Regions from separate parts of the Homo sapiens genome. Here region 2 is linked to region 1. The links are chromatin loops, found by intact Hi-C in ENCODE. Cell type or tissue: heart left ventricle. All regions are shown on one strand. Each heading gives the region's core, and the rest is flanking DNA. Links, peaks and the distances in the headings are about the cores only.

Evidence for each region. A loop is a pair of places that touch in the nucleus more often than their neighbours do. Peaks named below come from ENCODE experiments on the same cell type or tissue, not always from the same donor. Only the 100,000 strongest peaks of a DNase experiment are listed, where the experiment ranks them.
Region 2: it touches region 1 in a loop (7-fold over the local background); 14 of 110 quality-filtered maps call a loop at or near these places.

The regions. Positions count from the first base shown.
Region 1 is chr5:131,795,177-131,799,176 of GRCh38, forward strand. It overlaps FNIP1 (folliculin interacting protein 1), which reads right to left and starts at 1,841. Exons shown (of 18, transcript NM_133372.3): 1 at 1,654-1,841. The coding sequence starts at 1,745. RefSeq lists silencers at 1,455-1,734, 1,785-2,044. In heart left ventricle, for the core only: a CTCF peak has its summit at 1,770; DNase peaks (open chromatin) are centred at 1,325 and 1,945; H3K4me3 peaks cover 3,074 bases; H3K27ac peaks cover 2,815 bases.
Region 2 is chr5:131,166,558-131,175,141 of GRCh38, forward strand. It overlaps LYRM7 (LYR motif containing 7), which reads left to right and starts at 4,387. Exons shown (of 5, transcript NM_181705.4): 1 at 4,387-4,481. The coding sequence starts at 4,464. RefSeq lists an enhancer at 4,061-4,250 and a silencer at 5,161-5,210. In heart left ventricle, for the core only: a CTCF peak has its summit at 4,363; a DNase peak (open chromatin) is centred at 4,304; H3K4me3 peaks cover 2,103 bases; H3K27ac peaks cover 1,010 bases.

The DNA of each region.
Region 1 (4,000 bases), core at 1-4,000:
ACTGCAGTTATTGGGCTTACAGATAATTCTTACTTCCACTGGCAAAAGTATATAGTTATCTGCACTGCTACTTGCTCTATCTCGTAAGATTGCTGTGAAACATCAAATAAGATAACTGATGAGAAAGTTCTTTGGTAACTGTAAAATAGTATTACGCAACTATGTAGTAGACTTTACATTTTTGAAAACCAGACGTGAAAATGTTTTTTCATATGAGTGACTTGAGAGCCTTGTAAACCTACGTACCCAAAGTCAATCTTTGTCCAGAAATAGAAAGCAGTTGTCTATTCAAATGCCACCTTTTAAATATCCTATCGGAACCTGTTTCCTATTGTCGCTTGAGTTACTAGATGGCTCAATGTAGTATTATCTAACCTGCACTTTCATTTTTCAAAGGAAAAACACTAAAGAAATGTTTAAAGAGAGACAGATGAGCATGACACATTTATTTTTCAGGGGAAAAGACAGATACGTAGAAAAACCTCTTCAATTCCATATGCATTTACTGAATTTTTCCTGATGAGACCTGCATTAGCAAGAGAGAGTGAATAATTTTAAGAATAGCAAAATTTCTTAAACCAGTGTGGCAACTTCGCCTGTTCCAAAATTTGACAGATTCTCTTTTTTTATTTTTATTTTATTTTTTTGTTTCTACTATTGTTGTACAACTGGGCTCTTTGCTATCCTACCAAGTTTAAAACGTGTGGCATTTGACATTTAGCCTAGTTATATTTGCAAGTTTCCACACTGCAATACGTATAAAGGCTGTTTGGACATAATCTCCTCAGGTGCAGTTTAACGACTAAATTTTACCTTGAATTCAGGTTTATATCAAATCTTACAATTCTGAAAAGTTACTCTGCCAGCAACAGGTACTACAATGAAAAATTAACAAAGCCTGTAACACTACAAAATGCTCTACTAACATTTTCAATTTTTAAGACTCCTTTTCAGTAACAATTCGAGGAGGAAGAATCTACAGCCAATTCCAAGGCCAGATTTCATTCAATTTGGTCTTCCTTCGGCAGTAACCCTAAACTCAAGTTTCACATTTCTCCTTCGATAACATTAAGGTCGCTCGGTCCGGTTACTGCACACCTCCAATTTTAGCGTCCAAGAAACCTGAAAGAACGGCACGTTGCCTACTCGCTCCTCCAGCCTTCTCTCAACTCAGAAGCTTGGCCAAACGTGCCGCTCTCTCCACAACGCCAACGGAGCTGGAACGCAGCGCCCGGAGGACAACTGGTCACGGGGAGGAGGGGAGAACTTCGCGGCCCGGAGTACGGCGGCTGAGGTCCAATCCAGCCCGCGCCCAACTCTACTCGGTGCCAGGAAGGCGTGTGGACCCAAAGTCTCAGGCCGCGGTGCTAGGTCCGGAGGAGCAGAGTCGCGCGTGGCTGGGGGCAGGTCGTAAACAAACCGACGGGAGGAGGGGGAAGGGGCAACGGCGAGGCGGGTGGGGTAAAATAAAAGGTAGGACCTCGCTCCAACCCTTCGGCGCTAGCCCGCAGCCGGCTCCACCCCACCGAGGACCAGATGCTGCTCTCGGCGCGGCGCTTCCGCTCGGGTCGGAACACCGAAGGCCCCAACACCCCTGGAGCCCGGAGCCCACAAGGCCATCGGCTCCGCGACCCCCGCCCCACAGCGCCCTACCTGAACCCGCAATCTGGGTCCCGGGCGTCGCGGCCGGGCGCGCCCAGCCCGGTCCTCTTGCTGAAGAGCTTCTGGAACAGCGTAGGGGCCATGCTAGCCACGGCCAGGCAGGGGTCGCTCCGCTGGGCGCTTGCTAGGCCCCTGCTCCTACAGCCGCCCCGCCACCCCCATGGGCGCCTCAGTCATATGACAGAAATTAGTCACTTCAAACGGCCACGGCGCGCGGGGCGGGGCGCGAGGCAAGGCCGGCACTCATTGGCTGGAGGGGGGCCGCATCACGTGGCGGCGCGCGGAGCAAGGGGCAAGGTGGGGGCGTGGGGCGGAGCTGCCTCCCATAGGCTCACTGGCGGGTCCCGTCACGTGGCAGGGGCGGGGCGTGAGCCGAGAGGACAGGACTGGAAGGTGGCTAGGGATGTGTAGCGGGAGAAGGGTCAGTCTCGATCTTCCCCTGTGAAGCTGTCAGCGACCATCAGAGGGTACGCCGGGGTGGCGCGGGGACGATGCCAGGAGCCTTGGAGTGCAGAAGGCTTCGACTCCCCGCACCCACAGAGTTGCGTAGGGAACCACGGGCAACCGACTCTTCCTTGTCAGCCCCTCCCTAGCTTCTGCGGCTTCACACCTCCATTCCGCGCCGGGCAGAGTCTGGCGGCTCCTGGAGCACGGAAGGCCCACAAGCGTACCCGTGGGGCCGCGGCCAAGGCTGGACTTTGAGCCCAGGACCCCAGGACCGCCCTTAGAAGGCTGCGCCGGCCCGCGAGAGGTCTGGGATCTGGACAGCGCGGGGGCTGGCTCACAGGGACTGGTGAAGGAAACTGCCGGGACCCCTGCCACAGCCATGGCTCCCCGCAAAGACGACCTCGAGCAGGCACTGCGGGCAGTTTGTACTAGCGCCTAGAACCCTGACACCGGGAATTAGTCTCTTGGAAGAGCTAGCGATTGGAGGCTCAGGAGTTAGGCTGTTTCCTTGTTAACCAACAAAATCAGGTGAAACCAACGAAGTCAGGAAGCCTAAAGACATATATGTACAGATATCTAACCCTTTACGCTAATTATTTAGATTTTTAATAAATCTATCTTAATGTTTAGGTATGAAGACGGGAGGAACTGTGGAATTTTAGTCAAGTTACAGGGAAGAAACGCTTTCTAAAAAAAGAAAAACATTGCTCACATGTGACCTCACAGTCTTATTTAACCCATGGAACCAAAATATATCAGAGTTTGTATCAAACTAATCTTATAAATTTTCAGCAACCCCATCCATTCACTCACTCCCCCTCCAGGATGAGGAAGCTCGTACAATGGGATGTAATCCTCAGAGAAATTTAGGAAATAACTTGTATATGGTTGGAAGGCTGGATAAAAATACTTTGGGCAGGCGTGGTAGCTCACGTCTGTAATCGCAACACTGCAAGGCCGAGGCAGGCAGATCGCTTTAGCTCTGTAGTTCGAAACCAGCTTGGGCAACAGTAAGACCCTGTCTCTACAAAAAAAAAAAAAAAAAAAAAATTTTAATTAGCCAGGTGTGGCCGGGCGCTGTGGCTCACGCCTGTTATCCCAGCACTTTGGGAGGCCGAGGCGAGTGGATCACCTGAGGTCACGAGTTCAAGACCAGCCTGACCAGCATGGTGAAACCCCGTCTCCAAAAAATTAGCCGGCGTGGTGGCGGCGAATGCCTGTAATCCCAACTACCTGGGAGGCTGGGACAGGAGAATTGCTTGAACCCAGGAGGCAGAGGTTGCAGTGAGCCGAGATTGTGCCATTGCACTCCAGCCCGGGCAACAAGAGCGAGACACCGTCTCAAAAACAAACAAAAATTAGCCAGGTGTGGTCACGGCGCACACCTGTGGTCCCACTCGGGTGGCTGAGGTGGGAGGGTAGCTTGAGTGTGGGAAGTCAACGCTGCAGTGAGTGCCACTTGTACTTCAGCCTGGGCAACAGAGGGGGGCCCTATCTCAAAAAACAAATACTTTTTGAGAATTTCATTTAATTAGGTATACAAATTAAATTTTATTTTCTTTAAGTGGCTACCAACTCCCACTGATTTGCAGCTAGAGTTTATGCTCTAAATAAGGGTCTGAAGATATTTAGAAAAGAAAAAGTAATAGGCAGAATTTATATCTCTTTGAGAATTTGTCAACAACCAAAATACTGAGTTTCAATGTTCCAAGACTTTTTTAAAGCACTATTTATTGATGATTAAGATAGTAACATATTCTTTCCACAATCATTTATGTTCTAGGCAGTGGGGATCCAAAGTAAAAAAGAGCTAACTTTCTAGGTGAGGAGACAGTAAATAAGTATTTAAAGTTATTGCACTATTTATTGATGATTAAGATATTAACATATT
Region 2 (8,584 bases), core at 2,140-6,139, 630 kb before region 1:
TTTCCTTTCATAACCACAGAAAAATTGTCAAAATCAGTTGATCTGGGGTGGGGCCCTACAAGTTAGGTTTCTAACTTTCCAGGTGATACAGTTGCTGCTGGCCCGGGAACCATACTTTAAGAACTACTGATACAAGGGAATGTCTTTGTAGGAAAAACCCACTGAAGTATTTAAGGCTATGGGTATCATGTCCGCAACTTACTTTCAAATAGTTCAGAGAAAAAGTGTCTGTCTATAGGTAATTAGAGAAATAGAAAAGGATAAAGCAATTACAATAAAATGTTAACATTTGGAGAATCTGACTGAAAGGCATATGCAAATTCTATGTATTATTCTTGCAACTTTTATGTGTCTGAAATTGTCAAAATAAAAAAATGTGTGCTGGTTTGGATAATAAATAACATGGTCAGCTTTCATTCCATCTGAAGGCTTTACCATCTATAGAGTAGTGACTCTCAAGTATTTGTCTCTTGACCTACCTCTTCCCTTAATTCCAGACTGGTCTGTGACATACATTACAGCCTATTGACCACCTCCACTTAGATGGCTACCAGGCACTGCAATTTTATTTTGACTCCCTCCACAACAAACAAACCAAAACCTCCTTTTGCAGGATTCTGTATCTGCTGTACCACCATTCACCCAGTCACTCCAGCCAAAAAGCCTTGAAATCATCCTTAAACCTTCTCTCTGTACTTTCAACACACATCACCAAGGATCTAATCACTTATCTCCTCTATCTCCACTACTCTAATCCAAGCTACTAACATCTCTTTCCTGGAGTACTTTGAAAGGCTCCTAGTTGGATAACCTATCTGCTTCCATTGTAGTTAATTTGCCACACAGCACCCAAAATGATCTTTATAAAATATAAATCATAATGTCACTCTCCTGCTGGTAATATGCTAGTGTATAACATCACAGAATAAAATCCAACATCCTTACCTTGGCTTATAGGGCCCTGTGTGATCAGGCCCATTGCTGCTGCTTCTACCTCATTTCTTTCCATTTCAACCTTATTGACTGGCATCACGCAAACTCAGTGTGCTAGGCAGAAGATGCCCATGTCCTAATCCCTGGAGCCTGTGAATATGTTACTTTACATGGTAAGTGGGATTTTGTAGATGTGATTAAGTTAAGGATCTTGGAATAGGGAGGTTCCTGCATTATCTAGGTGGGCCCAAAGTAATCACAACAGCCCTTGTAAGTGAAAGAGAGACACAGAAGAGTGAGAGTAAGAGAAGGAGATGTGACCACAGAGGCAGAGGTGAGAGTCTGAGATTTGAAAATGCTCGGCCGGGTGTGGTGACTCACGACTGTAATCCCAGCACTTTGGGAGGCCGAGGTGGGCTATCATGAGGTCAGGCGTTTGAGACCAGCCTGGCCAACATGGTGAAACCCTGTCTCTACTAAAAATACCAAAAATAGTTGGGCATGGTGGCAGGAGCCTGTAATCCCAGCTACTCGGGAGGCTGAGGCAGGAGAATCGTTTGAACCTGTGAGGCGGAGGTTGCAGTGAGCCGAGATCATGCCATTGCAGCCTTGGCAACAGGGTAAGACTCTGTCTCGAAAAAAAAAAAAAAGCTCCATTATTGGCTTTGAAAATGGAAGGAGTTGGGCCAGGTGCGGTGGCTCACGCCTGTAATCCCAGCACTTTGGGAGGCCAAGGCAGGCGGATCACGAGGTCAGGAGATTGAGACCATCCTGGCTAACATGGTCAAACCCCGTCTTTACTAAAAATATAAAAAATTCGCTGGGCGTGGTGGCAGGCGCCTGTAGTCCCAGATAATCAGGAGGCCGAGGCAGGAGAACGGCGTGAACACGGGAGGCGGAGCTTGCAGTGAGCTGAGATCAGGGAGGCGGAGCTTGCAGTGAGCTGAGATCATGCCACTGCACTCCAGCCTGGGCGACAGTAGGAGACTCCTTCTCAAAAAAAAAAAAAAAAAAAAAAAAAAAAGGAAAAGAAAATGGAAGGAGCCAAAAACAGGTAGCATTTTGTAAGTCAGAAGTCCAAATTGAGTTTCACTGAGCTAAAATCAAGTGTTGGCAAGGGTGCATTCCTTCTGGATGCTCTAGGGAAGAAATCATTTCCTCACCGTTTCCAATTTCTAGAGGAGGCTTGCTTGGTTTGTGGCCCCTTCCTCCATCTTCCTCCATCTTCAAAGCCAGCAGCAGAACATCTTCAAACTTCTCCCTGACTCTGCTTCCTTCTTTCACTTATAAGGATCCTTGTGATTACACTGAGTCCAGCACACAATCCAGGATAATCTTCCCATCTCAAAATACTTAATTTAATGACATCTTCAAAGCCTCTTGTCATATATAACATAGTCAGAGGTTCCGGAATCTCAACAGTTATCTTCTGGAGGCCATTATTCTGCCTACTACATAGCTCTGTGAACTTACATGATGAACATGCTGGAATTTCCTGTTCAGTTCTGCGACTTATACTTTGAGATGCAAACTTTAAAAAGACAATGAAATTTCAGAACCTTCCAAATTTATTAAGCCAAGGGGGCAAAGTTAAGCCTTGAAAACTGAGTCATGTAATACAGCTGTTTTTCTTCTCTGGTGCATGACTATTGTTGCTTCCCGACCTTTGTGTTGAGATGTTATACATTAATCAGACTCCCTATTCTTCGTTTCAAACCTGGACTACATAATATTAGAGCTGTAGACCCTTGTGATTGTTACTTTTTTACGATAGAATATTAAGCAACCACCTTAGAGTGTAATCAATACTAGCCAATCAGATCTTAAATCTGGATGTTATCCATTGTTTGGAAAATGTTGTAATTCTGTTTGGCATCTCCATTTTGTCTTATATAAACCATCTTCAATTTTCCTTACGCTGGAAGCACTGATCAGCATTCTTTGGTGTCTACATGTTCCCATATGACTGCCCTTACACTTTACAGTTGAATAAACCTTTTTAACTGGATCCTTAGCCTTTTGATTATTTTGGGGTGACAAGACAAACCAGGCCATGTTCCCAGAACAACTAGAATAGTGAAGAGCCCACCTCATATGTGGAACAGTTAAAGGAGACATGCAGATTTATTTAAGAAAAGAGGAGCCACAGAACTGAACTGATTCTGTCATTATAGAACTGTTTTAAAGTATCAGCAGATGAGGGACTTTGGTTAACTGAATTCAGGACAGTAGCTAGCAAGAAATCATCACAATAAGTTATGAATTTTCAGGAAGCTGCACTATGAGTCTACACTGAAAATGGGGGAGCGGGGACGGGGTATCTTTTAAATCACCGTCAGCATTCAGAAAACACAATGCAAGGTCCAAGATCATCTAGTTTATTGTTTCTCAGATAAAAGACAATATCCAGTATACTTGGTTTAATCGCTTCATTACGTTAAATGTTCTGCAAATCGAATGCATCTTAATTTTAAAAAATCGATTATCTTGTTATTCTCAGAATGACTTGCAATAATTCCTTAGAATAACATAGATCACAGAGAAAGAAAAGGGCCTTGGAAATCCATTGGTCCAGATCTTTCATTTTTAATAAGAAGTCAATTTTACCTAAAAGTTAACCTGAAAGGCTACACGGGTAGGGAAGGAGAACAATTATGCAATAGGAACAATAGGAAAAGGTTGTGGCGCGTTAGTAACGTGACTACAGAGTTTTTTCTTGATGCTTGCAAGGTCATAAGTTGAAACGCACTTAAATACTTATGATTGTTTCTAATTATGATGCTGCTGATTAATTACCCATTTCTGACCTCTTTATCAGCAAAACCAAGGAGTAGAGAGAGCTGAATAGGCAAAATGTAAAGGGTAAAACTAGGCTTTACGGTCAGGCATAGCGGATTTGCATCCCAGATCTCCATTTACTAAATGTGCGAACTTCAGCGAGTAATTTAACCTCACCTTCTATGGAAATAAATGAGAGAATATACGCATAAAATTTTTAGGAGTCAGTGTTCCAATCAATGCCCGCTGCAGCTGTTAGGACTTGGCTTTTATTTATGCACATTTCCAAAGAGATAGTCGCAACTGGGAAACGTTAAAATAAAGGTTCTTTTACAGACGATCCTATACCCTAAACAGGAGGTAACAAAACGCGGGTGCCGACGCCATCCACTATATACAAACCTAGTCCGCCTAGCAGACGATCCCTGCGCCGGAAGTGACTGTGCCCCTAACTAACATGGCGTCCAGGTGATTTCCGTTCTCTTCTGGCCAGTAATTGGGCTCTGCGGCTCCTCGCGATTTTACCAGTTCCCATCCGTTTAGCAAACGCCTTTAGCAAACGCCCGTTTAGCAAACGCCTCCTCCGTCCTTTGGAGGAGGGCGGGGCTAAAAGGGAGATGCTGCCTAGTGATTCGTTGTGGCGCATTAGTAACGCGACTACAGGGGGCTGGAAACAGTTCAGTCTTTGATTGGTTGCTGAGAGGCGGGGCTACTCGACTGCTCTGGAGGTAGCGGCCGCGGTGAGGAGAGCCATGGGACGGGCAGTCAAGGTGACAGGGCCCGGGAAGGGGTGGGTACGATGCCGTCGGGGAGGGTATGTTCGCGTCCTTGAGAAAACTGTCTGGAGTCTCTGGAGGCTGGGGCTCCTGACCCTTTATGGAGGATGTGGCTGTTACCCCAGAGAAGCCAGATGACCAACTCCTAGGGGCAGTTGAGGGTTTGTGCACGTGCGGAGGAGAGCGGGAGGCACCAGTGTGGTTCCTACTTCTTGGTACTAACTTGGTACTCAGTGTTTATCCATGATACAAATCTGCGACTTGAGTTCTGCCCTCGTTTCATCTTCAGACCGAGTATTTGTCTGAGGGACCCATTTCATATCCCTGGGAAGTATAGGAGACGCCAAAGGCTGACCTGAGCAACAGCAGTTCAATGAGGTGAAAGTTTATTCAGATAAACAGAAGGTGCACAGAAGTCTAGCAGCCAAGGAAACCGAACCCCAGCAAAGTTACTTGTCAAAAGTAACAGCAAGACAGAGCAGGGACTGGTGAGACCTGAGCTCACTGAATGAGCTTGGGATGTGATGGCTGTGCTCGGATTATACCTCTCTGAGTACCTACCTGGTCTCAGATTCATTTCTCACGCCCAAGCATGATGCACGTTCCTGCCCGGCGCACAATTCTCATTGGCAGCCATCCTTTAACGTTTAACATCAGCATGGCCAATTGGGATCTGTAGTTGTCACTGGCTGAAACATAAACATGAGGAAATAGCCTGCTATAATATGGTGAAGAAAAGCAGTGTTTATGTCTAGTCAATAATATGGGAACCACCAAGCAGCCTTCATGTACTTTTGTACATAATGTCACAGCACCAATAGAAACAGAATTGCTCAGGGTTATTCATTCAAAAATTTATTTGAATGTCCATAATAGCTATTATTATAGCCAACAACCAACATTTAGCCTATATTGTCTAAGCATAGTGGATGCAACAATAAGCTGAACATCCTTGCCTTCATAAAGAAATCTAGCAGGTGGGGAGACCTTAAACAGTTATTTAATTACAGTTGTAATAAATGCTTTGATTTGAAACTGCAGTGTTTTGTGAGCATATAACTAGGATTTCACATACGATCTCTCAAGGGGCTGGGTGCAGAGGCTCACACCTGTAATCCCAGCACTTTGGGAGACCGAGGCGAGAGGATCACATGAGGTCGAGAGTTCGAGACCAGCCTAGGCAACATGGTGAAACCCTATCTCTACTAAAGATACAAAAATTAGCTGGGCATAGGGGCGGGTGCCTGTAATCCCGCTACTCGGGAGGCTGAGGCACAAGAGTTTCTCGAACCTGGGAGGTGGAGGTTGCAGTGAGCCGAGACTGCGCCACTACACTCTAGCCTGGGTGACAGAGCAAGACTTCATCTCAAAAAATAAGTAAATAAATAAATAATCTCTCAAGGAAGTTCAGACCTGACGTTTGATTAGAAATTAGCTAGAGAAGAGAAAAAAGCATTCTAGAAAAGGCAACTAGCACATGGAAAGTCCTTGAAGTGGGGATTTGGTTGGAAAACTTGGATACAAATGGAATTAAGTAGGATTCATTCCAAAAACACTTTTGGTAGAGCCTACAATATATAGAAGGCACTTATGCTACATGTGGGAAGATACAAAGGTGACCAGTCCAACAAGGGTGACAACAAGATCCTACGTCCAAAAAAAAATAGGAAAGTGAAACCTAGCACAGAAATTATAACCCTTAAAATTAATCCATTATTCAAGAAAATTGAGGCAAAAAGGCTGTTACTTGTCCAAGCTTACATTAAGTGACAATCTCAGATTCAAACTCATCTGACTATAAAGAATCCACTTTTCATCTACACTGCCTGAATTGTCCAATCAGTATAAGTAAATGAGGAAGAGAATACAGTCTGTGACCTGGCTTTCTGCATTTTAATAAAAGTTTATCTGCTCCAAGGTAATGTTAACTCCAATAGTGCTATGGCAATAATGATAACATTTTCTTACACTAGTCCTCTTAAATTAGGGATGCTAATTTGTTGTACTAATGTTGTACTTTAAATAGCATGTAAAACCATTATGTTTACTTACTTCTCATTTTTTTAATCCCATGCAACATGTCTTCTCTGCTCTTGCAATATTAAAATCCCTGGGATTCTACGATGCTTGCAAAGCCCGTATTTTTACCAAGGCAATCCAGGCTTTTACTATCAAGCACCTCAGAGTTATTCCAGCCTCTACACATTACTCAATTCCAAAGCCACTTCCACATTTTTAGATACAGGCATACCTAGGTGATGCTGCAGGTTTGGTTCAAGCCCACGGCGACGAAGTGTATATTGCAGTAAAGCGAGTAATACAAGTTTTTTGGTCCCAGTGCATATAAAAGTTATGTTTACACTATAATGTAGTCTATTAAGTGTGCAGTAGCATTATGTCTTTAGAAAGTACATATGTTGGCTGGGAAAGGTGGCTCACGCCTGTAATCCCAGCACTTTGGGAGGCCCAGGTGGGCGGATCACAAGGTCAAGAGTTCGAGACCCATCTGGCCAACGCAGTGAAACCCCGTCTCTACTAAAAATACAAAAATTAGCTAGGCTTGGTGGCACTTGTCTGTAATCCCAGCTACGCTACTCAGGAGGCTGAGGCAGCAGAATCCCTTGAACCCAGGAGGCAGAGGCTGCAGTGAGCCGAGATCGCACCATTGCACTCCAGCCTGGGCAACAAGAGCAAAACTCCATCTCAAAAAATAAAAAATAAGGAAGTACATACCTTAAATAAAAAAATACTTTTTTGCTATAAAATGCTAACAATTATTTGAGCTTTCAGAAAGTTGTAATCTTTTTGCTGATGAAAGATCTTGCCTCGATGTTGATGGCTGCTAATTGATCAGATTGGTGGTTGCTAAAGGTTAAGATGACTGTGACAATTTCTTAAAATAGGACTACAGTAAAGTTGACCACATTGATTGACTCTTTCACACACAAAAGATTTATCTGTAGCATGCAATGCTGTTTGATAGCATTTTACCCACAGTAGAGCATCTTTCAAATTGGATTCAATCCTCTCAACCCCAGCCACTACTTTATCAACTGAGTTCATATAATATTCTAAATCCTTTGTTGTTATTTCAACAATGTTTACAGCATCTTCACCAGGGGTGAAGTGATGTGAGTGATGATCTTCATAAACTCAAGAATCCACTTTCTTTGCTCATTCATGAGAAGCAACTCCTCATGCATTTAAGTTTTATCGAGATTGCAGCAATTCAGTCACATCTTAAGGCTCCACTTCTTATCCTAGTTTCACTTGCACTTTCCACGTATCTGCAGTTAATTCCTCCACTGAAGTCTTGAACCCCTCGAAGTCATCCATGAGTGTTCAAATAAGTTTCTTCCAAATGCCTGTTATTGTTGCTATTTTGGCCTCCTCTCTTGAATTCTCTGAATGGCATCTGGAATGGTGAATCCTTCCCAGGAGGTTTTCAATTTACTTTGCCTAAATTCATCAGAGGAATCACTGTCTATGGCAGCTATAGCCTTATGAGTCTTTTAAATAAGACTTAGAAGTCTGGCTCACACCTCTAATCCCAGCACTATGGGAGGCTGAGGTGGGCAGATTGCTTGAGTCAGGAGTTCAAGACCAGCCTGGGCAACATGGCAAAACCTGTCTCTACAAAAAGTACAAAAATTAGCTCAATGTGTGGCATGCGCCTGTGCTCCCAGCAACTTTGGAGGCTGAGGTGGGAGGATCGCTTGAGCCCAGAAGATCGAGACTTCAGTAAGCCATGATCGTACCACTGCACTCGAGCCTGGGTGACAGAACAAGGCCCTGTCTCAAAAAAAAAGGACTTAAAAGCCAAAATTACTACTTGGCCTTGACCTGCGGGGCTGCAAAATGGATGTTGTATTGGCAGTCATGAAAACAATATTAATTTCCTTTTACATCTCCATCAGAGCTCTTGGGTGATGAGGTGTGTTGTCAGTGAGCAGTAATATTTTGAAAGGAATCTTTTTTTTTCTGAGCAGATCTCAACAGTGGGCTTAAAATATCCGCGAACCATGCTTTAAACAGATGCACTTTGTTGATTTGTAGAGCACAGGTAGAGTAGACTTAGCATAATTCTTAAGGGTCCT